Linked DNA regions of Homo sapiens: all the other regions are linked to region 3. Evidence: chromatin loops called from intact Hi-C (ENCODE). Cell type or tissue: CD14-positive monocyte. All regions are shown on one strand. Each heading gives the region's core, and the rest is flanking DNA. Links, peaks and the distances in the headings are about the cores only.

Region 1 (10,680 bases), core at 1,974-9,973, 420 kb after region 3:
AATGTGCAAAAATCACAAGCATTCTTATATACCAATAACAGACAGAGAGCCAAATCATGAGTGAACTCCCATTCACAATTGCTTCAAAGAGGATAAAATACCTAGGAATCCAACTTACAAAGGACATGAAGGACCTCTTCAAGGAGAACTACAAACCACTGCTCAATGAAATAACAAATGGAAGAACATTCCATGCTCATGGATAGGAAGTATCAATATGGTGAAAATGGCCATACTACCCAAGGTAATTTATAGATTCAATGCCATCCCCATCAAGCTACCAATGACTTTCTTCACAGAATTGGAAAAAACTACTTTAAAGTTCATATGGAACCAAAAAAGAGCCCGCATTGCCAAGTCAATCCTAAGCCAAAAGAACAAAGCCAGAGGCATCACGCTACCTGACTTCAAACTATACTACAAGGCTACAGTAACAAAAACAGCATGGTACTGGTACCAAAACAGAGATATAGACCAATGGAACAGAACAGAGCCCTCAGAAATAATACTGCATATCTGCAACCATCTGATCTTTGACAAACCTGACAAAAACAAGAAATGGAGAAAGGATTCCCTATTGAATAAATGGTGCTGGGAAAACTGGCTAGCCATATGTAGAAAGCTGAAACTGGATCCCTTCCTTACACCTTATACAAAAATTAATTCAAGATGGATTAAAGACTTAAATGTTAGATCTAAAACCATAAAAACCCTAGAAGAAAACCTAGGCAATACCATTCAGGACATAAGCACGGGCAAGGACTTCATGTCTAAAACACCAAAAGCAATGGCAACAAAAGCCAAAATTGACAAATGGGATCTAATTAAACTAAAGAGCTTCTGCACAGCAAAAGAAACTACCATCAGAGTGAACAGGCAACATACAGAATGGGAGAAAAGTTTTGCAATCGACTCATCTGACAAAGGGCTAATATCCAGAATCTACAATGAACTCAAACAAATTTACAAGAAAAAAACAACCACATCAACAAGTGGGCGAAGGATATGAACAGACACTTCTCAAAAGAAGACATTTATGCAGCCAAAAGACACATGAAAAAATGCTCATCATCACTGGCCATCAGAGAAATGCAAATCAAAACCACAATGAGATACCATCTCACACCATTTAGAATGGCGATCATTAAAAAGTCAGGAAACAACAGGTGCTGGAGAGGATGTGGAGAAATAGGAACACTTTTACACTGTTGGTGGGACTGTAAACCAGTTCAACCATTGTGGAAGACAGTGTGGCAATTCCTCAGGGATGTAGAACTAGAAATACCATTTGACCCAGCCATCCCATCACTGGGTACATATCCAAAGGATTATAAATCATGCTGCTATAAAGACACATGCACACATATGTTTATTGCGGCACTATTCACAATAGCAAAGACTTGGAACCAAGCCAAATGTCCAACAATGATAGGCTCAATTAAGAAAATGTGGCACATATACACCATGGAATACTATGCAGCCATAAAAAATGATGAATGCATGTCCTTTGTAGGGACATGGATGAAGCTGGAAACCATCATTCTCAGCAGACTATCACAAGGACAAAAAACCAAACACCGCATGTTCTCACTCATAGGTGGGAATTCAACAACGAGAACCCATGAACACAGGAAGGGGAACATCACACACTGGGGCCTGTTGTGGGTTGGGGGCAGGGGGGAGAGATAGCATTAGGAGATATACCTAATGTTAAATGATGAGTTAATGGGTGCAGCACACCAACATGGCACATGTATACATATGTAACAAACCTGCACGTTGTGCACATGTACCCTAAAACTTAAAGTATAATAAAAAAAAAAGTTGGGGCAAAAAAACATACACCCTACCTTAAGCTTTTTGTAGCAATGATTTCTATAAATGAGACTTTTTAAGGAGACCCTACGTTAAAAGTTATTGATAATCTAAAATCAAAATTGGCATGAAGATTCTTTTATTAGCTAATATTTCAGAAGTTTTAAGAAAGTAATGTAAACATTTTCAGATTTGTTACTTTTATTTTTTTAAATTATCTTCAAAGAAATTCAGTCTTCTGTCAATATTAATTTATATGAAATAGTAGCTAAACATCTCCTTCTCAGTTTCCAGATGGAAGGTGATTAAATTTAAAATAAGAAAAAAAAAATTTTTTTCAAAAAAGTATAGATGGCACTTAAGAGAAAGAAGAAAACTTCCATTACTTGTGGTTTTTTAAATGCTTGCTATGTTCCCAGCAGTGCATCAGGCATCCTAGGAGGAGTATATGGTTATCCCTATTTATGAGTGAGGAAAATGAAGATCAGGGAAAATAAGTGACTGCCTAATACCAGAGCAAATGCCTTAGCCCATTTTCTGCTGCTATAACAGAATACCACATATTGGGTAATTTATAAAGAAAAGAAGTCTAGTTGGCTCACAGTTCTGAAAGCTGGGAAGTCCAAGAGCATGGTGCTGGCATCAACTCAGCATCTAATGAGGGCCTACTTAGTACTTCATAACATGGCAGAGGGCAAGAATGTGTACATGAGAACAAGACAGGAAAAGGGGGCCAAACTCCCGCAATAACAAACCCACTCCTGCATTAATCCATTCATGAGGGCAAAGCCCTCATGACCGAATCACCTCTTAAAGGCCCTACCTCTCAACACTGTTACAAGGACACAATTACATTCTGTCATGAGTTTTGGAAGGGACATCCAAACCACAGCAGCAAAGAAGTGGCTAAGCTGAAAGGTCTGAGACTGAGCTCTTTCTACTACACTAGACTTCCCCTCACTGGTTCTTTCATTCTATAAACTGTTATCATCAGCCAGACACTGTTAGGTGCTAGGGAAATAGAGAAGAATCACCCACAGCACATCCTCCCTTCAAAGAATATACAACATGGTAAAAAAGACAGATGAATAGACTATTAGAGTTGAGAGTTTTAGACGCCATAATAAGGAAACACAAGGAGCGCAATAGGAGTGTTCAGGAGGCGCACTTGATCCAGTTTTGGCAGTTCAGGAACTGAGAAGACATATAAATTAAGTCTTAAAGGATGCAAAGAGATTATCCAAAAAAAAGCTAAGGTAGGGAGAAAGAAGGATATTGGAAGCAGAGAACTCTACATGCAGACTAAGAGGTGACAGTGTGTGGTGGGTTCAGAAAACAGAGGAGGGGAGGGGTACAAGGACAGGAAGAGAAGTAGTGGGAGATGAAACTGGAAAGATAAATCACGAAGTATCTATGCCATAGTAGGTACAGAATTTGGGCATAATTATTATACTAATGTGATCAGAGGCATGTACAACATTAGAAAAACACAAAGAATAAGTGCTTAGCGTCACCTGAAAGAGTCAGAGAAAGTTTCCCAGAGGAGGAAGGTGTTGAAGAATAAGAGAAGTTGACACAGCTGATAAGAAAGATAATTCTAGGCATAGAAAGCAGCACATGGAAAAGCATAGTAGCAAGAAGAGTATGGCATATTTGGGAACTAGAAATAGTTCAAAGTTCTTTTGGAAAAGCAAGGAACGAGAAGATGAAACTAAAAAGAAGAAAACAGAGACCAAATGAAGACTGACTTTATGCTGTAAACTAAGTAGTTTGGACTTTACCCAAAGCAATGGAGAGCCATTGCAAGACTTTCAAGAGGGTAGCATTACTTTCATATTTTCACTGTATGAAGAACACAATCCAAGTAATAAGGAAAGGCTTTGCTGGAAGGGGATGGAGCTGGAAGCAGGAAACTAGTTAGAATCCTGTTGTAATCACTCTGATGGGCTGAAAAGAGTGGAGATGGAGACCAGGGAACATTTGAGGGAAATGTTTTGAAGTACAACCAAAGGGATCTGGCAACTAAATGGATATTGAGGCTGTAGAAGAAGGCAGAATCTGGAATGATTTCTAGAATTCTGGTGCACTTAGAACACACACACACACACATATGCACATACACTTATATGTCTTTTAGTGAGTATCTTTATCATCTGCACTAGCTTTTTAATACAGAGATTACTTATATGAGAGGTCTGCCAAGAGGCAGAGGCTTAAAAAAGATTAGATGTGCAAGAGATGTTAGGTGGGTGGGAGCCAGAAGAAGTGAGCAGAGTATTCAGAGAGCAATGTAGGTCTGACAGCTATAAAAGGGGGGGAGAGGTAAAGGGGGGTATGGAATAATTGGGTAGAGAGAGTTCTAAAGTGCAGTAGAGGTCCAAGAAAACTTCGACCAAGCTGATGCAGAGTCCTTGGCCAAAATTGCCTGTTAGAGGAGTCGCATGTCTCAGCAAAACAGACCTGCCTTAGTACTCCACAGTGCTCCACCACTGGCTGGGAGAAGCCTGCAGGAGATGTGGCCTCAAGGTAGTGGATCTCCAAAGCTGGAGCCATCAGCCAATTGTGCCTCCACAGCAGAGATCCGAGCGCACATTTTCAAGGCTGCCACAAAAGGGGTCTAGACACAAAGATCACCTGCATCAGGACCCTCAAGATCGGATGATCCCTTTATTGTACCTGAAGCACGTGTTTCAGTGATGCAGCAATTAAATACTTGTTTCTGTGTCTATATTACGCACTAAGTAATGTTTTTGAGAACAGAACAGTGTTCAAGGAACAAGCGTCTCGTGCAGTGCTTGGTCTCGTACAGTGCTTGGTGCACAATAAGTGTTAAATAAATGTTTGTGGCAGGAAGGAATGAACTGGAATCAAGGTTGGCCAGAATCAAAATGAAGTGAACCATGTATTCATTCCTGGAATATTACAGCAACATCCAGAAGCTAGGCAGAACTCATCCCTTTCTCAAGGGGATCTGCTAGCTGGGCAATAAGGGGAGAAGCCTGAAAAGCCAAGGACAATTCAGAAATCTTTCCTCTCTGGCTATGAATACACTGTCTGGCCACAAATGGAAATTGACACCAGACAGAACATAGCCAAGAAACTCCACTCATCAACTCCTGAAAATATGTATTTCAGAGTTAACCTGGAAATCTTGCTCAGACCGTTGGCCAAGCTCCACCAAGTCACAATGACAATTTAATGATAGTGGGGCTAACAAAATTTACTCACTCTACAAGCTCAAATGTGATGAAAACAAGTCAGTTCTTTATTTTATCTATCAGTAATATGGTTTTTCTCCTGAACCCTCACTTGCTGGTTGTGGAGGTGTTTAATCCAATGGGATAATGCAAACTGTGCAGACCAAAGGAAATTTTATTCCCATCATTTTAGGAATTAACATATAAATCCCAGAACAACCCTAATGTCAATTTCTGGTTACATATGACCAAATGTCCAGTAATGTAATGGACATTCATGCTATGTCCAAATATACTCCTTTTTATTATGTCAAAGTATGCTCCTTTTCACAAAATAACAACAACGATAGCAGTTTTATTGTGTGTTTGTTCCATGTAGAACTCTAAGCACTTCCCATGTGTTAATTCACTCATTCCTTCCAACAACTTTATCCCAACACACACACACACACACACACACACACACACACACACACACACACAAATTACTATTTCTATTTTACAGGTGAAGAAAGTTAAATAGAGACTGGTTAAGAAGTTTCCCCAAGGTCACCCAGTTCAAAAGGGCCAAAGCCAGATTTAAACACAGATTGTCTAATTTCAGGGTCTACATTCTTAGCCACAACAGTCCACTTCTGAGAGTCCCATTAGGGCTAGAAATACACATTTCTGAATAATGCCATGTGTATTAACTGAATATGTTTACAAATTTGAGAATTCTTCAGGATATTAAGCAATATCTTTTCATTGACATGTCAAAATTGTAAATAACAGGAAGTAAATCAATGCCTATATACTTCTATTTAAATAAAAGTGATTAAACTTACAAAATTCACTTATATTACATTTGATAAAACTGTAATTTTAAAACCAGGTAGGCATCTTGGTCAAAAATAAAAACAAAACTACTTGGTCTTTTGCCCAATCTACAAAATAATTACTTGAAAATGTACTTTAGCAAAATGATCATGAAATGCAAGATTGAATTGGAATCTAGAATCTAAAGGTCTTGATTTTCTTTCCACTGTTTTCATCATTACACAATGTGTTTGTGGGAACTGGAATCATATGGAAATTGCTGTTGCTGCACAATCCAATATTAGCGCAATAATAGCCTTCACTTACTGAGTACTGTACACAACACACTGTGCTAAAATGGCCAGTAGGGATCAGAAGAGGGAATCAGACAGGTAATTAAAGTAACTCACCAGAGGCCAAAAATCTTGGCCAGAATCAGAATTCAAACCCACATCTATAGGACTGCAAAGCTTTTGCTCTTTCCTTCAAGTCTACTATGTAATTTTATGTTTATCACTGTTAGTATCTAATTTAAGTTGAAACTAGTAATCAGACTCATTATGTCGAGCTGATGATTATTAAAATACAGCACCATATGTTTATAGTGAGAGTGTTCTTACGACATGGTCATTTCCAAGACTACTACTCCTGCACCCTCCCCACCTCCGCAACCACCATACAGAGAGAGGCTGTGAGAAGCGTGGCTTTCACCTTGGAACAAGTGCCCAGGGACCAGGGGCAAAGCAGTCAGTGTTTCTCTCCTACTGATGTTATGGAACTGGTAACATAGGAAGGTCAGGAAGAGTCCTGTAGTCTTGAGCCAGGCCAAAAGGCTCAAGGGCTCCACCCCATGCCCTCTGTTACTCTAAGAGAAAATGGGTCCCTTGGATCCAGGCTTCAGATGACCAGACTCACACCGGAGCATCACTACAAATGTCTGCTTCAGCTTACTGTTCCCCAGAATGAGAATAAATGAGTGGCCAGCAGGATAAAACATTGTCATTACTTCGCCAATCATCTTAGCCATCTTGGTTTTTGGTAGGAAATTACCAAATGATGCAATTAAGAAAGCAAGAAAGTAAAGTAAGAAGAGAAAGAAGAAGGAAAGGATGATTCTGATGGCCCTCTTGTGGGCCTCAGTGGTTGGATCTCTGGAGCTTGTCCCATTTTGCAGCATCTGCCGTGTGTGCCTCCCCAGGGAGAAGATGAGCAAAGAGTAGGAGGCCAGGGACACAATTAAGGGAGGCAGGTACCACAGAGTCCCAAGAACATGGATCAGATAATACTCACTCCTCTTCTTTCTGAAGTGTTCAGTCACATTCCTGGTGGCCTCAATTCCCCTAAAGACAGAATAGAGCTTAAACTCATTGATCAGAGATGCGGTACTACCACAGGATAAGAGCAGTGCACCCAACAGCATCCATACCATCACCCTAGAAACTCTCCACTTGAGCCAGAGGAATGTGGGGTGAGAGAAACTGGCGATTTTCAGGCAGTAGAGGACACCAAGACAGGTGGCAAGCCAAATGCTCAGATGGTTTGTAAATGTCCAGGAAACATCAATAATTTGCATTATTATCCCTGAATCATGTGTGTTGGGAGAGAATTCTATTAAAAAACTATCAGTCAAGATAATACACAGCAGAATGATCCTCAAGAGTGCCAGGGTGGTGATGATGAAGTCAGACAAAGACATTCTCTTGGTCTTGAACCAGCTGCTACCATTGACCAACTCAATGAAACAATTGACCAGAATTCCCAGTGTGAACTGAGTGCCAGACAGAATCAGGAACACCCCCTCGGTGAGTCCCATCATGTCAGCAATTAGGCAGCCCTGATCTTTGTTCTTTCTGTTGATACATAGAATCTCCTCACTGATGTGATATTTTTCTCGTTAATCTACTCCTCTACCTGTTGCTTCACTGTACCTGTCTCTTGTCTCTGCCCAATTTAGTCTGTCGTAGAGCACAATTTAGGAAATCCTCTCTGGCTCTTTCAGGTTAGTCTGTCCTCTTCACAGATGATATGGATTGTCATATTCCATCAATGAACCTAAACTTTGCAGCTCTTTGCTAAAATGCAAATGAGTAGTGTCCAGTGTCACATAGAGAAGGAAGAGATCTAGGTCACAAAGATGATGGAGGACTTGGACTCAGTTTCAAAGGGTGTAGGGCTCTGAGTTACCCAAAACAGAAAGATGAGCGGCACCAAATGGAGGCGGCTCAGAATTACTCAGAAGAGTAAAAAGTCTCATTCCTCAGGAGGGAGGACTCAGAGATACAGAAAAGGAATTCCACTAGGAGCCACTATCCACCTGGAGTGAGGTTTAAGTGCATAAAATTGTAAAAGTTCAGTGCCATTGATCATGGATTAGAATTAAAAGGCATGCCCCTTGGAGCCTGGCTTACATGCAGAGAGATGGCTGTAAGCTATAAGCTAGCAAGAGAAGCCTCACCAGAAAGTGGCCAAGCTTACATCCCGAACTTGGACTTGCAGTGGGAAGTCTCAGACCCACTCTGGATTGCTAGTCTGCTATAATACTGTCCAGGGAGGCATAAGAACAATACTTCTGTTCTTAACCTAAGAGCTCCTCTATTTAACAAGCGGCTATTAATTAAGGATCTTCATTCAGGACTATATGCAGAATTAAGCAGTACGTAGTTTGTATTAAAGTATGCTTATGTTGACTCTTTTTAAAGCTAATTGCTAAGGTTTGTATACTTTTTATGTCCTACTCCCTTCCCTAAATTTAATGAGACATTAGTTTAAAACCTAAAGGATTGTGGGAATAAAGAAAAGATTTTACTTCTACTTGCCGTGAAAGGTCATGTAAGAGAAAGATAAGAGTAAAGAGTTGCTCATGTATACGGAGATAAAGTCAACAATATATGAATAAGAAAGAATTAGGTTTAAGTACACAACACAAGTAAATGGCTTAGAGGAGAGGTATATTTTTGTCTCCCAAAGCAGTCCAGAGGCAAACTGTCCAGGCTGGTATGGTGGTTGCATAGTGATTGCAGATCCCAGCTTCTTCTACCTTCCATTCTGAAGACTGCCTCATGGTCCAAGATGGCAACTGGAAATCCAGCCATGAAATGTCCACATTTCAGACAAAAAAGAAAATGCTGTAGGACGAGAGTCTGGGGAAGCACACAGGATACGCCTCCCAAGAGTAACTCATATAGAAAGTTCCCTGAGAGCATCACCAAGTGACTTCTGCCTATAGCCCCTTGGCAACCCCTAACTGAAAAGAACAGGAATGCAGTACATGTGCTGTGCACCCTGTCACATCTGGGTTCTATAAATACAGAAGGGACAATAGATACTGGGTAGTGCATTAATCATGTTTATTTTCTGTATTTTATGCTTTGACACTTTTGGGCCTTGCAGACCCAGAGAGGGCATGCCCTCCCAAGGTTAGCTAATTCCTGGAGTTAGCCAACTTGCCTGAGAAAACTCCTTTGATAAGCAAACCAGCCAATCCTGAATCCACACTGCCCCTCCCATCTACCTCCTTTGCTTAGGTAGAAAACGAGCCCAGGACACTATGACCTTGCCTTCAATCACCCCAGGGCCAGGCACCTGATAACTAGGGACCATCTTGAGAACCTGCAGCCTGCTGAAATTATTCAAACTACCCAATCCTAACCTTGCTTAGCTTTCCACTGGTGCCTTACTCATTGCTTCCCTATGAAAAACACAACAAAGCCTCTGGCTTATGTTTTCCCCCCTCCTTCTTCCTCCTGACCAACTCCAGTGCATCCCTGAGTGGCCTTGCATGGCATAGCATGCAACCTCCTATTGGGAACTGTGAAATAAAAGACTCTTCTTTCAAAGCAGTTGTCTGTGTGACATGATTAAAGCAGCTGTCTCCGTGACATGATTAAAGCAGTTGTCTCCTACCATACATGATTAAGGCAAGTCCCAGGTACATCTTAAAACAGGTAGGCAACTGGAAATCTTTTCCACAATACGGTTTTCTATAACAGAAAGCTAGAATCTACAATAGAAAGCTAGAATGCTTTAAAGTTATCTCACAGCCAGGCATGGTAGCTCATGCTTATCATCCCAGCGACCCAGGAGGCCAAGGTGAGAGCATCACTTGCAACCATGAGTTTGAGGCTGCAGTGAGCTATGATCGCACCACTGCACTCCAGCCTGGGCGACACAGCGAGACTCCAACATACATACATATGTTATAAATAAAGGATAAATAAAATTTAAAAATAAAAAACAAAAAAGTTATCTCATAAACCATTTATAATGTGTTTAGCAGAAGAAAAAGAATAATCACTCCTGCCTCAACTTCTCCTCGGAGCTCCAGACTAATATAATTAATACCCTGCCAAGGAGCCATTAGAAAGTCTACAGATAAACCATATTCAAAACTAAGCTCATTATCTTTCCCCCTCTCAACTCTGCTCCCACATCCATGTTCCATAAACTCAGAAATGAAGTGCTACTATCCACACATCTCCATGCAGGAACCTCAGAACCACCTCTGAATTGCATTTCCTCTTAGCAATAGTGGTTGTGTCACCACTAGATCTTGGGCAGAAGCTATAAGTGATTCTCTGCAGTATCTCTAACACAGAGCCTAGCACAGGGTCCAGCACAAAATTGGTACACAATTACTATTTGTCAAATCAACTTGAATCCCAAACGCCCCTCAAGTCACCTCTCATCCCCATTCTTGCTAACCTTTCTAGGCTTATTAGAGCTTCCTAACTGCCTCTAGGCTTTCTCCTTCTAGCCCTTCACTCTGTCTTTGTTGTTCTCCTAACGCACAATTCTGATAAGATGTCCTTGTTTTCAAACCTTCTATTGCTCCCCATTGCCAAAGTTCTCTGAAAGCTTTCAAGGCCCTTTA
Region 2 (10,680 bases), core at 427-8,426, 430 kb after region 3:
GATTTCAGAGCTTTAAGATTTAACGACTGCTCTGCCGGGTTTTCAGACCTGCATGAGGCCTGTAGCCCCTTTATTTTGGTCAATTTCTCCCATTTGGACTGGAAACATTTGCCCAATGCCTGTACCCTCATGGTATCTTAGAAGTAACTAATTTTATTTTACAGGCTCATAGGTGGAAGGGACTTGGCTTGTCTTAGATGAGACTTCGGACTTGGACTTTTGAGTTAATGCTGGAATGAGTTAAGACTTTGGGGGACTGTTGAGAAGGTATGATTGGTTTTTAAATGTGAAAAGGACATGAGATTTGGGAGGGGCTGGGGCAGGATGATATGGTTTGGTTATGTCCCCACCCAAATCTCATCTCAAATTGTAATCCCCACGTGTCAAGGTAGGGACCTGGTAGGTGACTGGATCATGGGGGTGGTTTCCCCTGTGCTGTTGTCCTGATAGTGAGGGAATTCTCCCCAGATCTGATGGTTTTAAAAGTAGCAGTTTCCCCTGTGCCCTCTCTCTCCTGCTGCCTTGTGAAGAAGGTGCCTGCTTCCCCTTCACCTTTTGCCACGACCATAAATTTCCTGAAGCCTCCCCAGCCATGCGGAACTGTGAGTTAATTAAACCTCTCGTTTATAAATTACCCAGTCTCACGTAGTATCTTCATAGCAGTGTGAAAACAGACAAATACAGTTGGTTGCGGGAATCTGTGGATACGGAGGGCCAGTGGAGAATGAATGCAAGTGGAGGCAGGCATTGGGCAGAAAGCAAAATGCAAACTTCACATACCTGAGTTCAACCTCCAGGTGTGCATCCTGGAAGATGCATGACTTTGACAAGTTATTTAACCTCTCCCAGTTTTGGGTTTCCTCACCTGTAAAATGGGATTATTGTACCTTCTTCTTAGGATAATGGCTAAATGAGACAATGATAAAAAGTACTTAGCTTAGCTCGGTACATAGTAACCAGAAGAGAAATGACAGTCATTAATATGATTATTGTTACATCTTTAAGAGATTTCCCTGTAATTCATTAACCTTGGACTTGCCTCTCATTTTCCACAACGATTTTCTTGCTGTTACTCCCACAAATCTTCACAGAATATTATGCAAACTCTAACAGAAAAATAGCAAGGTGATCCTGCCCTCATTTTCTTTTCAAGTCCCACCTAACCGAATGACAAACATTTATCAATCTCCATGTCACTGTGTGAGGCTGAGTTAGATTGGGGAAAAAGGGTGGTTTTAGTAAAAGAAAACCCTGCCTTCAAGAATTGCCATGATCTCATTAGGGAACAAAGGGAAAACAGCACTAATTTCTCCTAACTTGGCTGCAAAAGTTAGGCTGTAATCCACATTGCAATGACAAGTAATTCCTAAAGAAATGTATACTCTATTGCCAAAACTGCCACAGAAATATATCTTTGGTGTTTTTGGATCATCTTTGAATAAAATGTCCAGTGTGTTTTAAGAAATGATTGATTCTTTGAGAACTGTAAAGGCAGCAAACAGTAGATCTCATATAGGTTGGTTTTTTTGTTTGTTTGTTCGTTTTGTTTTTGAGATGGAGTCTGGCTCTGCCGCCCAGGCTGGAGTACAGTGGTGTGATCTCGGCTCACTGCAAGCTCCGCCTCCTGGGTTCATGCCATTCTCCCACCTCAGCCTCCCCAGTAGCTGGGACTACAGGCGCCCACCACCACACCCAGCTAATTTTTTGTATTTTCAGTAGAGACGGGGTTTCACCATGTTAGCCAGGATGGTCTCGATCTCCCGACCTCGTGATCCACCCGCCTTGGCCTCCCAAAGTGCTGGGATTACAGGCATGAGCCACTGCGCCTGGCTAGGTTGGTATTCAAAGTAAATCATTTTGGGCTGTGTACACGTATTAACAGATGAATGAATTATAAAAGCATGAGATGCTAAAATACAGATAGTGGGGGAAAATATATAAAAGATTTTCTCATTCATATCCAGTAAAGTGGTACTCACTAAAAGTGAATGAGTAAATTAGTCTGGCTCAGAAATAATGGAAAGGTTTTTTTCCCCAGATAAAAAGTTTTATTTTTTTATTATAAAAGTAATATATGTTCAATGCTAAAATATATATTTAAAAAACTGTAAAGAAACAAGGAAAATCACGCATAATCACCCTCTCTAGAGATAATAACATCCTCATGTTTCTCCCTCCAGACATTAAGCCTATCTTCATTACAACTTCTTTTTCAAAAATGGGATACCCCAGACATACTGTTTGAAACTTTTTCTCCCATTCTTCTAGGTATACTATTCATCTTACCATTTAACAGGAAACTCCAAATCGAGGTCACAGTGCAGTTTTCTGAGGTTTATTCCCTGACACTATCACATCAAAAAGGGAAATGCAAGACCCAAAACTTGGGTTAGAAGACCCCTAGTCTTTTACTGCTATTTACTGCTATCATATTTCCAAATGCGCTCTTCCTAGACCAGCTAGGGAGCAGGAGAAAGTTTCTCAGCAGATAGGGCTTCCCAGGGGTAGGCAAAGTTTCCCTAGCAAGTCTGACTGACTTGAGGCGAGAATCATTCTGCTAGAATCATACGCATGCTGAAGACTGCATGCTACACACCTAAGTCTGATAAAGCACCACTGCTTCAGCTCCACAGCCTTTCAGAGGCATGGAGAGAAGAGGCAACCTCCAGGGGAGAGTTTAAAGCAGAGCCCCTCGGCTCACAATGATCCAGCACAGCATCCTCTTCCACCCCTGCATTCAGGGCTGAGAAACTGCTCCAGGTTGGTAATTAAGCTCTTCTGTTCACCATGTCATTTTCCCAAAGCAGAGATTTATTACCCTGCTTAAACAGGACTGTTAATCTGCATAATTTCTCACAACACTTAAGGAGTATAAAAGCTGCTGTGCTGATAGAAGAAAGAGTTGCTAAAAAGATAAATTTTATATACTGCCCAATTTTGCTTAAGGAATGTGGCATGAAGGAATAAAGACTACATCACCAGGCAGTTTTAATGTGTGAACTTAAGAGAGCAGAGTTAATATGCTGATTAACTGTCCCAGCTGCAGGAAAAAGAAAGATGGCTGGCAGGAGAAAACAGCAATGAATTTTCTACTGTTCCTGAGCAAGGAGAGGATAAAGCTAAAAAATTCCATCTTTCCTCAACCAAAATGCATTGTAGGTATAAAAAAAGCTACTCAAGTGTGCAGAAAATACCTTAAAACAAAAAAGTCACAGACCTATAACATAGCTTGGGAATTCTGAACCTAATAAAGTCCAATATGACCTAAGCTACAGTTAGCACTGTACTCGTACTCTCAGGCAGAGAGGACAGAACATGTAGGCTGGGAAGCAAATATATAGGCTGGGTCAGAGGCCAAACTGGAGACAGAGTGGCCTAGACAGTACGAGAGACTTCTACCATTTGAACAAAACAACCTGCACAGTGGCAGCCAACCTCTGGGATACAGCAGCAAACTGGCAGGCAGACCTCGGGAGGGCTGATGTAAACTTTAAAGAGCAAAAGATGCACTGAAAAACTGAGTTACTATTTCATCTTTATTGGCAAATTATTAGTATTCTAAAATTTCCTGAATCTTGTAATAAAAAGTAAGATTACATGATGTACATAATGATTCATGTGGAAAAATAAAAGGAAAATGTAGGACCTAAGGCTCTAAGGGAGGCACTGACAGAGGTTGTTAAGAGGATCCTCTTCTACCTTCCCCAAGAGTTCTGAAGAAGACTCTAAAAGGATAGATAAGAGGGGCAGAGAAAGATAGAATAGAACCACAGCTCCTGTGGCATCACCTGGAGATGAACGATTTCATCTCTAGTTATATTTCAGGTCCTTATTGCTGGTAAACTATGTTTCATCAATGCTAGTAATGAAACTGTCCAAAAACAAAAGATATGAAGAAGGTAGGTTAGTCTTAAAGATGTTTAGGTTAGACACTAACCACTGCTCAGCAACCCCCTTCAATTTGAACTGAAGCTTAGAATCCCATTGGGATGATTCATCTATCAATGCCCCATCCACAGGTGTGGAGGGGCAGGCCACCCCTTCACCTGGTGCCCAACGTGGGTGCTTTTCTCTAGGGTGAAGGTACGCTCGAGCGTGGTCATTGAGGACAAGTCAATGAGAGATTCCCAAGTACGTCTACAGTCAGCCTTGCGGTAAGCTTGCGCGCTTGGAAAAAGCCAGGGTAACAATGGGGCAAACTAAAAGTAAATATGCCTCTCATCTCAATTCTATTAAAATTCTTTAAAAAAAAAGGGGGGGAGTTAGAGTTTCTACAAAAAAATCTAATCACACTATTTCAAACAATAGAAAATTTTGCCCATGGTTTCTAGAACAGGGAACTTTATATCTAAAAGACTGGGAAAAAATTGGCAAAGAATTAAAACAAGCAAGTAGGGAGGGTAAAATCATCCCACTTACAGTATGGAATGACTGGGTCATTATTAAAGTAGCTTTAGAACCGTTTCAAACAGAAGAAGATAGTGTTTCAGTTTCTGATGCCCCTGAAAGCTGTTTAATAGATTGTAAAGAAGAGGCAGAGATAAAATCCCGGAAAGGAACGGAAAGTTTACATTGTGAGTATGTAGCAGAGCCGGTAATGGCTCAGTCAATGCAAAATGTTGACTATAATCAATTACAGGAGGTGATATATCCTGAAACGTTAAAATTAGAAGAAAAAGGTCCAGAATTAGCAGGGCCATCAGAGTCTAAACCACGAGGGCCAACTCCTCTTCCAGCAGTTCAGATGCCTGTAACATTACAACCTCAAATGCAGGTTAGGCAAGTACAAACCCCAAGAGAATATCAAATAGAGAAAGATAGAGTCTCTGTCACGGCAATGCCAATCCAAATACAGTATCCACAATATCAGCCGGTAGAAAATAAGACCCAACTGCCAGTAGCCTATCAATACTGGCTGCCAGCCGAACTTAAGTGTCGGCCACCCCCGGAAAATCAGTATGGACAGCCAGGAATGTTCCCAGCCCCACAGGACAGGGCGCCATACCCTCAGCCACCCACTATGAGACTTAATCCTACAGCACCACCTAGTGAGCAGGGTAGTGTATTACATAAAATTATTGATGAGGCAAGAAAACAAAGAGATATTGAGGCATGGCAATTCCCAGTAATATTAGAACCAATACCACCTGGAGAAGGGGCCCAAGAGGGAGAGCCTCCCCTAGCTGAGGCCAGATATGAGTCTTTTTCTATAAAAATGCTAAAAGATATGAAAGAGGGAGTAAAACAGTATGGACCCAACTCCCCTTATATGAGGACATTATTAGATTCCATTGCTCATGGACATAGACTCATTCCTTATGATTGGGAGGTTCTGGCCAAATTGTCTCTCTCACCCTCTCAATTTTAACAATTTAAGACTTGGTGGATTGATGGGGCACAACAACAGGTCGGTCTGAAGAAACAGGGCTGCCAATCCTCCAGTTAACATAGATGCAGATCAACTATTAGGAACAGGTCAAAATTGAAGCACTACTAGTCAACAAGTGTTAATGCAAAATGAGGCCATTGAGCAAGTTAGAGCTATCTGCCTTAGGGCCTCGGAAAAAATCCAAGACCCAGGAACCGCCTGCCCCTCATTCAATACAATAAGACAAGGCTCTAAAGAGCCCTACCCTGATTTTGTGGCAAGGCTCCAAGATGTTGCTCAAAAGTCAATTACCGATGAGAATGCTTGTAAGGTCATAGTGGAGTTGATGGCATATGAAAACGCCAATCCTGAGTGTCAATCAGCCATTAAGCCATTAAAAGGTAAGGTTCCCACAGAATCAAATGTAATCTGAGTATGTAAAAGCCTGTGATGGAGGAGGAGCTATGCATAAAGCTATGTTTATGGCTCAAGCAATAATGGGAGTTGCTTTAGGAAGACAAGTTAGAACATTTGGGGGGAAATGTTATAATTGTGGTCAAGTTGGTCATCTAAAAAAGAATTGCCCAGTCTCAAATAAACAAAATATAACTATTCAAGCTACTACAACAACAGATAAAGAGCCACCTGACTTATGTCCAAGATGTCGAAAAGGAAAACACTGGGCTGGTCAATGTCATTCTAAATTTGATAGAAATGGGCAACCATTGTTGGGAAATGAGAAGAGGGGCCCGCCTCAGGCCCCACAAAAAACTGGGGCATTCCCAATTCAGCCCTTTGCTCCTCAGGGATTTCAGGGACAACAACCCCCACTGTCCCAAGTGCCTCAGGGAATGAGCCAGTTACCACAATACAACAATTGTCCCCCACCACAAGTGGCAGTGCAGCAGTAGATTTATGTACTATACAAGCAGTCTCTCTGCTTCCAGGGGAACCCCCACAAAAAAACCCCACAGGGATATATGGCCCACTGCCTGAAGGGACTGTAGGACTAATCTTAGGAAGCTCAAGTCTAAATCTAAAGGGAGTTCAAATTCATAGTGGTATGGTTGATTCAGACTATAAAGGCGAAATTCAATTGGTTATTAGCTCTTCAATTCCTTGGAGTGCCAGTCCAGGAGACAGGATTGCTCAATTATTACTCCTGCCTTATATTATGGTTGGAAACAGATAAAAACAGGAGGGTTTGGAAGCACTGATCCGACAGGAAAGGCCGCATATTGGGCAAGTCAGGTCTCAGACAGCAGACCTGTGTGTAAGGCCATTATTCAAGGAAAACAGTTTGAAGGGTTAGTAGACACTAGAGCAGATGTCTCTATCATTGCTTTAAATCAGTGGCCAAAAAATTGGCCTAAACAAAAGGCTGTTACAGGACTTCTCGGCATAGGAACAGCCTCAGAAGTGCATCAAAGTACTATGATTTTACACTGTTTAGGGCCAGATAATCAAGAAAGTACTGTTCAGCCAATGATTACTTCAATTCCTGTTAATATGCGGGGTCGAGATTTATTACAACAATGGGGTGCGGAAATCACTATGCCCGCTCCATTATACAGCCCCACGAGTCAAAAAATCATGACTAAGATGGGATATATACCAGGAAAAGGACTAGGAAAAAATGAAAATGGCATTAAAGTCCCAATTGAGACTGAAAGAAATCAAGAAAGAAAAGGAATAGGGTATCCTTTTTAGGGGTGGCCACTGCAGAGCCTCCTAAACTTACCATTCCATTAAGTTGGAAAACAGAAAAACCCGTATTGGTAAATCAGTGGCCGCTACCAAAATAAAAACTGGAGGCTTTACATTTATTAGCAAATGAACAATTAGAAAAGGGACATATTGAGCCTTCATTCTCGCCTTGGAATTCTCCTGTGTTTGTAATTCAGAAAAGATCCAGCAGATGGCGTATGTTAACGGACTTAAGGGCCATAAATGCCGTAATTCAACCCATGCGACCTATCCAAACCGGGTTGCCCTCTCCGGCCATGATCCCAAACGCCGGGCCTTTAATTATAATTGATCTGAAGGACTACGTTTTTACCATTCCTCTGGCGGAGCAGGATTGTGAAAAATTTGCCTTTACTATACCAGCCATAAATAATAACCAGCCACCAGGTTTCAGTGGAAAGTGTTACCTCAGGGAATGCTTAATAGTCCAACTATTTGTCAGACTTTCATAGGTCGAGCTCTTCAACCAGTTAGAGACAAGTTTTCAGACTGTTATATCATTCATTATGCTGATGATATTTTATGTGCTACAGAAACAAGACAAATTAATTGACTTACACATTTCTGTAAGCAGAGGTTGCCAACGCAGGACTGGCAATAGTATCTGATAAGATTCAAACCTCTACTCCTTTTCATTATGTAGGGATGCAGATAGAAAATAGAAAAATTAAGCCACAAAAAATAGAAATAAAAAAAGACATTAAAAACATTAAATGATTTTCAAAAATTGCTAGGCGATATTAATTGGATTCGGCCAACTTTAGGCATTCCTACTTATGCCATGTCAAATTTGCTCTCTATCTTAAGAGGAGAACCAGACTTAAAAGAATATTAACCCCAGAGGCAACAAAAGAAATTAAATTAGTGGAAGAAAAAATTCAGTCAGCGCAAATAAATAGAATAGATCCCTTAGCCCCAGGTTGGGCGCCAGATGAAGGGGTGGCCTGCCCCTCCACACCTGTGGCTGTTTCTCGTCAGGTGGAACGAGAGACTTGAGAAAACAAAGAGACACAGAGACAAAGTACAGAGAAAGAAAAGTGGGCCCAGGGGACCAGCGCTCAGCATACGGAGGACCCGTGCCAGCACTGGTCTCCGAGTTCCCTCAGTATTTATTGATCATTACCTCTACCATCTCGGAGAGGGGGATGTGGCAGGACAACAGGGTAATAGTGGAGAGAGGGTCAGCAGCAAAACATGTGAACAAATGTCTCTGCATCATAAACAAGGTAAAGAAAAAGGTGCTGTGCTTTTGATGTGCACATATGTAAACACCTCAATGCCTTAAAGAGCAGTATTGCCGCCAGCATGTCTCACCTCCAGCCCTAAGGCGGTTTTCTCCTATCTCAGTAGATGGAATATACAATCAGGTTTTACACTGAGACATTCCATTGCCCAGGGACGAGCAGGAGACAGATGCCTTCCTCTTATCTCAACTGCAAAGAGGCCTTCTTCTTTTACTAATCCTCCTCAGCACAGACCCTTTACAGGTGGCGGGCTGGGGGATGGTCAGGTCTTTCCCTTCCCACGAGGCCATATTTCAGACTATCACATGGGGAGAAACCTTGGACAATACCTGGCTTTCCTAGGGAGAGGTCCCTGCGGCCTTCTGCAGTGTTTTGTGTCTCTTGGTACTTGAGATTAAGGAGTGGTGATGACTTTTAACAAGCATTCTGCCTTCAAGCATTTGTTTAACAAAGCACATCCTACATAGCCCTAAATCCATTAAACCTTGAGTCGACACAGCACACAGCACTTGTTTCTACGAGCACAGGGTTGGGGGTAGGGTTACAGATTAACAGCATCTCAAGGCAAAAGAATTTTTCTTAGTACAGAACAAAATGGAGTCTCTCATGTCTACTTCTTTCTACATAGACACTGTAACAGTCTGATCTCTCTTTCTTTTCCCCACAGATAACAGGGGCAGAGAAAGAACAGAACTACAGCTCCTGTGGCATCACCTGGAGATGAACGATTTCATCTCTAATTATTCAGGTCCTTATTGCTGGTAAACTATGTTTCATCAATGCTACTAATGAAACTGTCCAAAAACAAAAGATATGAAGAAGGTAGGTTAGTCTTAAAGATGTTTAGGTTAGACACTAACCACTGCTCAGCAACTCCCTTCAATTTGAGCTGAAGCTTAGAATCCCATTGGGATGATTCATCTATCAATGCTTACTGAGTGGCTATTCTATGTAAAGCATGGTTTAAAGTGCAGGCAAACAGAAGATTCAGTCCTTGCCTTCATGTCTACAGAGCAAAACGTTAAGAAAATCAATATTTACAAATATGGGATAAATGTCTCACATACAGTGATGCTCAGTAAATTCACTGATTGGACAAATCAATATTGTAATAAAAGTGTATACAAAAACCAGGAGACCTTCCCAAAGCATATTTATCCCTTTGCCATAACACAAATGAGCCTGAAAGTTTACTATTTTGTATACCTGTACATAGAAACCACCCTTAGAAGAATAAACAACTAGTAAATGCCATAACAGATAGTAGCTACCAAGATTATACCACAAAAAGGAGAGCGAGAACGACAGTCAGAAAAAAGATTATTACTCATTTTACGTAAAAGAGTATTTTAATTCTTGTCCTTGGAAGCCATAAAGATTATACATGACTTGGAAATGAGACTGTACCAAATGATGGCCAAAGAAGAATCATCCTTTCTACTCCTTCTCTTTCGTCTGGTCACTCAGAAATATAATATTATCTGTAAAAAAGCCAAAATGTAAATATTAATTTCAGAACTCTTTCTCCATCTCATTCAATAATTCTCCTCTAATACATATAACTTTAGTGCTGTTCATTAAAAGGATTTTAGCCATCTTTTCAAAATATTAAATCACTTGCTATGCTCACGAGAGGTATATATACAGTTGGCATAAGTGGAGCTACAAGTTAGGCACTGGCTGCTTTTCGAACAATTCAGATCTTGTTAGAAGAGGTGGGATATTTCTTGTCTTCCAGTCTTCTCAGAAACAATTTCCTGCAAAAGAACTGGTCACAAAATTGGATGCTTGCAATGGTCAGGCAGATTCCACGACACTAGGCAGCACATCCTCAGAGAAAAGGACAAAAGTGTATCACATTCTACACTCTGGGGGTCTAGAGGAAAGAGTAAGAGTCCATATGTGGCCCTGTTAGCAATGACAGGATTTACTTACGTTTTTAACTTTAAAAATTCAAATAGAAGAAATTTTATTTTTAAATTACAATACAGAATAACTTTTTGTTTTTCCTTTGGAGATGGAGTCTCTGTCACCCAGGCTGGAGTGAAGTGGTGCAATCTCAGCTTACTGCAACCTCTGCCTCCTGGGTTCAAGCGATTCTCCTGCCTCAGCCTCTCCAGTAGCTGGGATTATAGGTGTGCACCACCATGCCTGGCTAACTTTTGTATTTTTAATAGAGACAGGGTTTCACCATGTTGGCCAGGCTGGTCTTGAACTCCTGACCTCAAGTGATCTGCCCGCCTTGGCCTCCCAAAGTGCTGGGATTACAGGCATGAGCACCGCACCTGGCCCAGAATAATTTTAATATACCAATTCTTGGGA
Region 3 (8,000 bases), core at 1-8,000:
AAGCTTCTCTGAAGAGAAAGATGGCGATGGGATGCAGATGTGTGAAAAGCAAATTTCCCTGAAGAGAGAGGAGGGGATGGTGCATGGGAAAGTTGAGCTTTTGGTAGAAACTTTATCAAGTTTTCACATCTTCTTATTGCTGCTTTCTTTGCCCTGAAAGCCCCTTCTTTGCCAAAAGAAAATTTCTACTCTTCTTTTAACCAACATTCAAACATCACTTCTTCTATGAAGACTTTCTGGATTATCCCAGTAGAGTTAATTGATTTTCCCTCTCATGTTTGACTCCTATAATTAGACAATGAGGTCCTTGAAAGCAGGGACTGTGACTTATTCATCCTTGTACTCTTCCAAGGTAAGGTTATCTCTGAGGTTGCAAAACACCTATTTGTTTTGTGTGTATTTCATATAATGACATGGGTGTTTTCCTGAAGAACTAGTTTTTCCTTGGTTGGAAAAGCCTCAAGCTAGGTGTGGAAAGCAAGACTGTGAAAGAGCAACTGAAAGATGAAGATGTAAAGAAAGTGGGAAAGGGAAGAAGAATTTCTGTTTGGAAGACCATGTTGCCCCTGATTGTGGAACACCAGGGGCAACATGATACATCACCTGTTGATAGCCCAAAATCAAATAGTATGAGGTTCTTGTAAACTCTGGGGACAGAAGGCAGAGAGCTCAGATACTTGAGCAGAAAGGGGCAGTTGAACAGAAAAGATCACACTCTGTCCTGGGAAGAACTAAAGAACAAGTCTGAAATTTCCCAACGACATTGGAAAGTGGCAAAATCTCAGAAGGATAAAAGAAAAGACAAAGGGACAGATAAATATTTATAGAAATAATGGCCAAAAACATATACATTAAAAACTAAAAATAATTGTTGAAAAAATTAAAGATCTAAATAAGTGGAAAGACACCTCATGCTAATGAATCAAAAGAGACTTAATATTGTTAACATGGTAATACTCACCAAACTGATTTATAGACTCAATGTAAAAACTATCAAAATCCCTGTTGCTATTTTGTCAAAACTGACAAAGTGATTACAAAATTCATATCAAATGCAAGGGACCCATAGTAGCTAAAACAATCTTGAAAAAAAAATTGGAAGAGTCACACTTCATCAATTAAGACAGTGTGGTACTGGCATAAGGATATATATATATATAGAGAGAGAGAGATCAATGAAATAGAGTTGAGAAGGCAAAAATAAGCCTTCTCATTTACTGTCAATTGATTTTTGACAAGGTGTCAAGATAATAAAATGAAGGAAAGAATAACATTGAACCACTACCTCACACCATACACAAAAATAAACTTAAAATGGATGACAGATCTTGGTGTAATACCTAAAACTATAAAGCTCTTAGAAGAAGACATAGGAATAAATCTTCATGACCTTGAATTAGGTAATAGTTCCTTGAATATGACACCAAAAGCACAAGTGACAAATGAATAAGTAAGTAAATGAATAAATAGGACTTTATAAAAACTTTTAAAAATGTGCTCCAAAAGGCATGGTTATGGAAGTGAAAAGTTTACAAAATGAGAGAAAATATCCTCAAACTATATATCTCATGAGAAGCTTGAATTTAGAATATTTAAAGAATTCTTACGATCCAATAATTTTTTTTTTTCTGTAGAGATAGTCTTACTTTGTTGCCCAGGCTGAAGTGCAGTGCCATCATAGTTCACTGCAGCCTCAAACTCCTAGGCTCAAGAGATCCTCCTACCTTAGCCTCTCGAGTAGCTGGGACTACAGGCATGCACCATTCTGCCTGGCTAGTTTGTTTGTTTTTTGTAGAGACAGGGTCTCATTATGTTGCCCAAGCTGCCCTCGGACTCCTGGACTCAAGCAATCCTCCCACTTCGGCCTCCCAAAGTACTGAGATTACAGGTGTGAGCCACCACGCCTGGCCACAACTCAATAATAATTAAAAAAAATGATTCTATCAAAAATGAGCAAAGGATTTGAATAGATATTTGAATATATACAAATAGCCAATAGCATATGAAAACATGCTCAATAACATTAGTATTAGTGAAATAAAGTGAAAACAACAATTAGATATCACTTTACCCCCATTAGAATGTCTATAATTTAAAAAGATGAATACCACCGAGTGTTGGCAAGGATGTGGAGGAACTGCAACTCTTATACATTTTATCATACATGCAGGTAAGAATGTAAAATGGTAGGCTGGGTGCGATGGCTCATGCCTATAATCCCAGCACTTTGGGAGGCCGAGGCAGGTGGATCACCTGGGGTCAGGAGCTCGAGACCAGCCTGGCCAACATGGCGAAACCCGTCTCTACTAAAAAATACAAAAAAATTAGCCAGGCATGGTGACTTATGCCTGTAATCCCAGCTACTCGGGAGTCTGAGGCTGGAGAATCACCTGAACCCAGGAGGAGGAGGTTGCAGTGAGCCGAGATTGCACCACTGCACTCCAGCCTGGGCGACAGAGCCAGACTCCATCAAAAAAAAAAAAAAAAAAAAAAAAGTAAAATGGTACAGCCTTTTTAGAAAACAGCTTGATATTTCTTCAAAATATTAAAAATACAGTTCCTATATGACACAGAAGTTCCACTCTTAGATACATATTCAAAACAAAGAAAACATGTCTACTCCAAATCTTGCACATAAATATTCACATAATCACTACTCATAATAGCCAAAAAAAAAATGGAAACAATTTAGATGTTCACTCATTGGTAGATAGGCAAGCAAAATATGGTGTATCTATATAATGAAATTTTATTAGTCAAAAGAAATCAAGTACTGATACATGCTACAACATAGATAATCATTGAAAACATTATGCCAAGTGAAAGTACCCATATACAAAAGAGCACATATTGTGTGATTCCATTTTATGAAATGTCCAGAATAGGCAATCCACATAGACAGAAAATAGATGAGTAATGGCTAGGGCTCAGGAGGTAGGAACAAGGTAGAAATGATTGCTAATGGGCAAAGGTTTTCCTTTTCGAGTTCTGAAAATGTTCGAAAATTTAATTTTTGTGATAGTTGCACAACTCTATGAATATACTAAACATTACCTAATTGCTCACTTTAAATAGGTGAATTTAGTAACCCACTTGATAAATGCGCTCAGAGGTGGTTGCTTGGGCAACCGTGCCTGAAATTTTGACTTTAACCCATTTAACTCGGATCACGTAGATACATGCACAATGCAAATATGAAATGGCAAAAGGAATGATGTGGAAAATTATCTTTGCTGCTGTGACAAAAAGACACTCACTCGTATGTGGGTCTGGTCTGGGACCACCCGTACAGGTTGTGCACGTTGTAGTGCTCCACGGGGGAGCTGTCCGGCAGGATCTGCTGACTCTCCATGCACAGAGTCTTGCTGCTCAGGCCCTTGTCCCTAGATTCCAAATCTGAGGGGAAATGTTGAGTTATTTCCTAAACAACATGATTTGCACATTCACTAGAAATGCCCATCATTTTGGCATTTCTTTACTTCAATCAACAACTTTGTTACCAGTAACAGACCCAATTTTATGAGGTTTTAGTCTATAGAAAACAATGTTCTGTGTCTTTATAACTAATGAAGGGTAAGGATAAAATATGGAGCTGGGAAAAGCAGCTCCCCTTCTTTTTGCACCAACTCTGATTTAATTTATAGAGTGTTGTCATAGCCCTTTTGCCAACATAATAAACTCCTTCATTGTTAGGACTGTTTCTTCCACTAGATGGTAATGTTCTCCAGGGAATAAATCTATTTCAATCATTTTTGTATTTGTGTCTCTAAATCTTTCTGATTTGACAGCATTTGCTTGATACATAAGTACAGATGATCCTTAACTTACAATGTGATTATATCCCCATGAACCCATCACAAGTTGAAAATACTGTAACTTGAAAATGCATTGAATGGACCTAACCTACCTTAAATGTGCTCAGACACTTACATTAGCCTAAGTTGGGCAAAATTATCTAATACAAGGCCTATTTTAAAACAAAGTGTTGAATATCTCTTGTAACTTATTGAACACTATAGTGAAAGTGAAAAATAGAATGGTTATTTGGGCTCTCAAAGTTCGGTTTCTACTGAATGCATGTCACTTTCTTACCATTGTAAGGTTGAAAATCATAAGTCAGACCATTGCAAGTCAAACACCCCCTGCATTAAATTAATGAAGGAGAAAATGAATGAATGAGTGAGTGAGTGAGAAATGGGCAGCATAACAGTGATGTAGACATCAAGAAACTTGAATTCTAGATTCTGTCCCATAGATTACTGGTATAATGCCTTTTGTTGTTGTTGTTTTTCTGGTTTTTGGTGTTTGTTTGTTTTTTTTTATGGGTCTCACTATGTTGCCCAGGCTGGTCTCAAGACTCAAACTCCTGGTCTTAAACAATCCTCCCACCTCAGCCGTGGTACAGTACTTTTAGAAGTGAGTCATTTCCTTCCTTGTTTCTCTGCAACACGAGAAGATTCAACTTTCTGAGATCCTTTTGATACCAACATTCTATTTTTGTTTGTACCACAGAATGACCAAAAAGTATCCTTCATCAAATGTCTGTTTACATGGGCAGAGAGACTTCAGAAACTAGGTTTTAATTCTTTAATCAAAAGAACATCTCTCCACGTGTGTGTGTGTGTGTGTGTGTGTGTGTGTGTGTGTGTGTGTTTAAGGGTTTATTTAAAATTTTAGCAATCTGTTCATAGTTATCAATGGAATCAAATGTACCATGCATCGTTTGGTTTCTTTCACACCACATCATGTCATTATTTCTTGCTTGATTAGTTTAGCTGCACTTATTCAAGGTTATCTTACTTGGGATTTCATGTCATGTTGGAGAATGGTTTCTGTCTTCAACATTAGGCTTCACTTTGACAGTAAAAGGAAAACTTTTGGAGTCTTTGAGTAGGAAAGTAAGTTGATGAAGTAATTATTTTACATACATGGCATATAGGGTGGGTTATTTAGCATTTCATTGCTGCAGCCCCTGACAGATCCATCCACAAAATTTGATGGCTCATTCATATCCTGAAATGAGTTAACAAAAAAAGATCTCGTCATGTCAGGGGCAGGATGGCCTTGGCTATAGAGGACACTAACTCAGGGAGATGACTTTTGAAGCCCTCAGCTCAGCTGGTGGTTTAGTTCACTGTGTTTAATTCCTGGCACTGACCCAAATGGACTCTAAAAATGTGTAGTGTAATCCCTGGCATTGACCCAAATGGACTCTAAAAATTTATATCGGCCAAAGTGGAGTGCTAAACTCCTTGCTTACCTGGCATTTTAAAACTTACAAGGATTGTTTTACAGTGGCAAAAATAGTGAGGTAATGCTGGACACAGGACCTAAGGAAATCTCTTGATACAACTCCCCTTGATACAACTCCCCAACAGAGGTAGCCCATCTTGTTTTACTACGCATGGATTATTCACTTTTTAGTCTATGGCCAGAGGTTACTATTATCTTCCTCTATTTTTTCTTAGTCCAGTTGCTTGGACTAATTCTGATATTGGCATAGGCCAAACACAAGGAGAGTTATCTCACTTTCTGCTATAAATATATTTCTAAAAAGTTATATGTAACTCAGAAACAAGTTTGGAAATAAAAACATACTTTGGGGAATTTGTTACTTAAATGCAAGGAGTAGGGGCTCCTAAGGGAATGTTCACTGTGCACTCTGACAATGGAAAAGTTAAATTTTCGAAAGCCAGACTATTTTAAATAGGACATACTAAAGGCAAATGAAAGTACTTGAGGAACTATTCATTACTTTGAATTACCCAGCTACAGCTTTCCCTCCATTGGAAAAAAAAAAAAAATACTACCCCAGAGCTATCAGCATCTCTTATTCTCAAAGCTGCCCACAACTCTCCACTGTCTGATTTGCCTGTTTGAGTTAATTTGTGTCCTTTCACATGTCTATTCTGTGCCTAACTATCTCAAAGGTGCGGGTGGTCAGGGAGGCCCCTGTGTTTTCAGTGGACTTTTGTCTCTGGAGTGAATCACAGACTTCTTCCAGTCTGACCCAGAGCTGAATAGCTCTTCAGAGCTGGCCTAGAGCTTGCTTAAGATTTCAGGCCACTGGACAGTGGGGAAGGAAATCAGGACAGAGGAAAACATAGATAGAGCTGCCCTTGGACATATATCCCAGGGACATCTCAGGAAGTCCTGCTTTTAAGGCCAACTGGCATTTACAGCAAACATCTGAACAGGCCCTTTAAGCCATTCCCTCAGAGTTGTCTGCCCCAGTACTATGGCAAACGTCTACTTGCTCTCAACTCCATGCCTCACCCACTCCCAGCTCTGCCCTGTAAGACTCCCTTACAATAAGCTTTCAGGTAGATTTGGCCAGTGGGTGATATTGGCAAGAGATTGGAGATGGGAGGTGATTTCTCCCTTTCTCTTTTGCTCTGGCATCTCCAGCAGTAGCAGTCTCCTCTGTGGGCTCCAACATCCACCAGACAATATGTCCCTGGGCAGATCAGCAATGATCTCTGCTTCTCTTGGTCCTAGCACCTAGATTCTGTAACAGCACCTAGATTCTCCCTTTCATCTCTTCAGCCCTATGTCTCTGCTTTGCTAGTCTCTCCTCCCCATGTTTTGACTTGCTAACATTTCCAAAAAAAAAAAAAAGACAACCAAGGGTGCACTTACAATCCACAATCCATCAAACTTCAAGCTCTTCTCTGGCTCTCGAGGGTTTGCATAGAGCTCTTCTATCTCTTTCTTCCACCACGCAGCTGTGCTATTACGAAAGAAGTCAGGAAAGGCAACGTAGGCCCTGTAAAGCTGTAAGAATAACACACACTCTCATTGTCGGGGTCTCAGCCTATACAGGAGACCACAAATGGGAGATGAACAGGAATTTGTGCCTGCCCAGATCAGTCTCTGCTCTAATCTCAGATCTGCTGCTGTTGCAGAGTTTACAACAGAAGCAGAGATTGGGGAAGGCTGACTTCATTCTTTATTTTCTTAGAAGAAGGTTAGATAGCTTTATAATCCCTTTCAAATACAGGATTTGTTTAATAACTGGACATGTAATCACAAGACTGGAAAATTAACAGTGTCTGAACAATTGAACTTTAGAGATGCAAATACTTTTTCTTTTTTTTTTTTACTTAAATATCAGTGTGATATTAGCAAAAGCTTTTTCCAGACTATTCAAATGAGATGAAGGAGGACTGTCATCCAGGGGCAAGTGAACTCCAGAGTAGAGGGGATGCTAGATGACCAGGCTGAGATTAACAACTTTCCTTCATTCAGCTGACTTGTATTTTCTTTTGTATGCAGATAATTTATTAAAATCCAGTCTGTTCATAATGGATTCCCCTCTAGTGAGAAAATGCTAGACTTTGGTTCATTATTTTTCAAGCGTCATAAAGTTCAAACAAATCACAGCCCATTAAAATCACACTTATGAGAGGATTTCATTGATGATTTCCTTCTACACATTTCCATGTTCGCTGTTTGTTGAGCTTTCCACTCGAGGATCTCTTTCTGCCAAGAAACTAACAGTGGATAAGCACCCTCAAGTTAGGGCTACTTAACTGAAGGGTTAGCTACTTATTCATCAGGATAAAAAATGTAAATATCCAGATGTTTAGGGCAATGTTGACAAAAATCTATATACAACTGTACCTTAACCTGAGTTTCATGGTCAAGGGATCCATCTACAATTACATTAGGCAGATCTGGCCAAACCTAGAGAAAAAGAAGGGCAATTAAAACCTTTACAGATCCTTGCATACAGACTATGAGATATTTCATGTGTTAGACTCTGATGACAGGCATCTCCATGAAACGCTTGGGAATCTTTGCCATAAATTAAACTGTAAAGGCTGAATCTACAAAATTACATTAGGTGAAAGTAGGCTGGGTCTCTTGATTCATTCTATGTTTTCAAAATTCTATTTTTGAATTTAATAATTAACTGAATTTCTTTTAAACATATCCTCTGAACAACCAACTTTCGAGTGATTTCTCAGATCTCTGATCTCCTTGTCACAGACCTATAA

The links. Peaks named below come from ENCODE experiments on the same cell type or tissue, not always from the same donor. Only the 100,000 strongest peaks of a DNase experiment are listed, where the experiment ranks them.
Region 1: it touches region 3 in a loop (2.9-fold over the local background); 5 of 110 quality-filtered maps call a loop at or near these places.
Region 2: a loop joins it to region 3, with 8 times the contacts of the local background. A loop is called at or near these places in 5 of 110 quality-filtered maps.

What each region holds. Positions count from the first base shown.
Region 1 is chr7:141,761,105-141,771,784 of GRCh38, reverse strand. It overlaps TAS2R3 (taste 2 receptor member 3), which reads right to left and starts at 7,688. Exons shown (of 1, transcript NM_016943.2): 1 at 6,588-7,688. The coding sequence starts at 7,626. The coding sequence ends at 6,676. In CD14-positive monocyte, for the core only: no CTCF peak of the experiment used is centred there; no DNase peak of the experiment used is centred there.
Region 2 is chr7:141,749,470-141,760,149 of GRCh38, reverse strand. SSBP1 (single stranded DNA binding protein 1) reads right to left here. Exons shown (of 7, transcript NM_003143.3): 7 at 9,662-9,839. The coding sequence ends at 9,796. Among named protein-coding and RNA genes, the nearest start is that of TAS2R3, 9.3 kb to the left of the region's middle. In CD14-positive monocyte, for the core only: CTCF peaks have their summits at 5,047 (motif pointing left) and 7,291; a DNase peak (open chromatin) is centred at 5,029; H3K4me3 peaks cover 570 bases.
Region 3 is chr7:142,184,763-142,192,762 of GRCh38, reverse strand. It overlaps MGAM2 (maltase-glucoamylase 2 (putative)), which reads right to left. Exons shown (of 48, transcript NM_001293626.2): 34 at 7,624-7,686; 35 at 6,640-6,774; 36 at 4,929-5,013; 37 at 3,258-3,396. Among named protein-coding and RNA genes, the nearest start is that of PRSS58, 69 kb to the left of the region's middle. In CD14-positive monocyte, for the core only: CTCF peaks have their summits at 3,472 and 3,676 (motif pointing right); a DNase peak (open chromatin) is centred at 4,402; H3K4me3 peaks cover 941 bases; H3K27ac peaks cover 699 bases.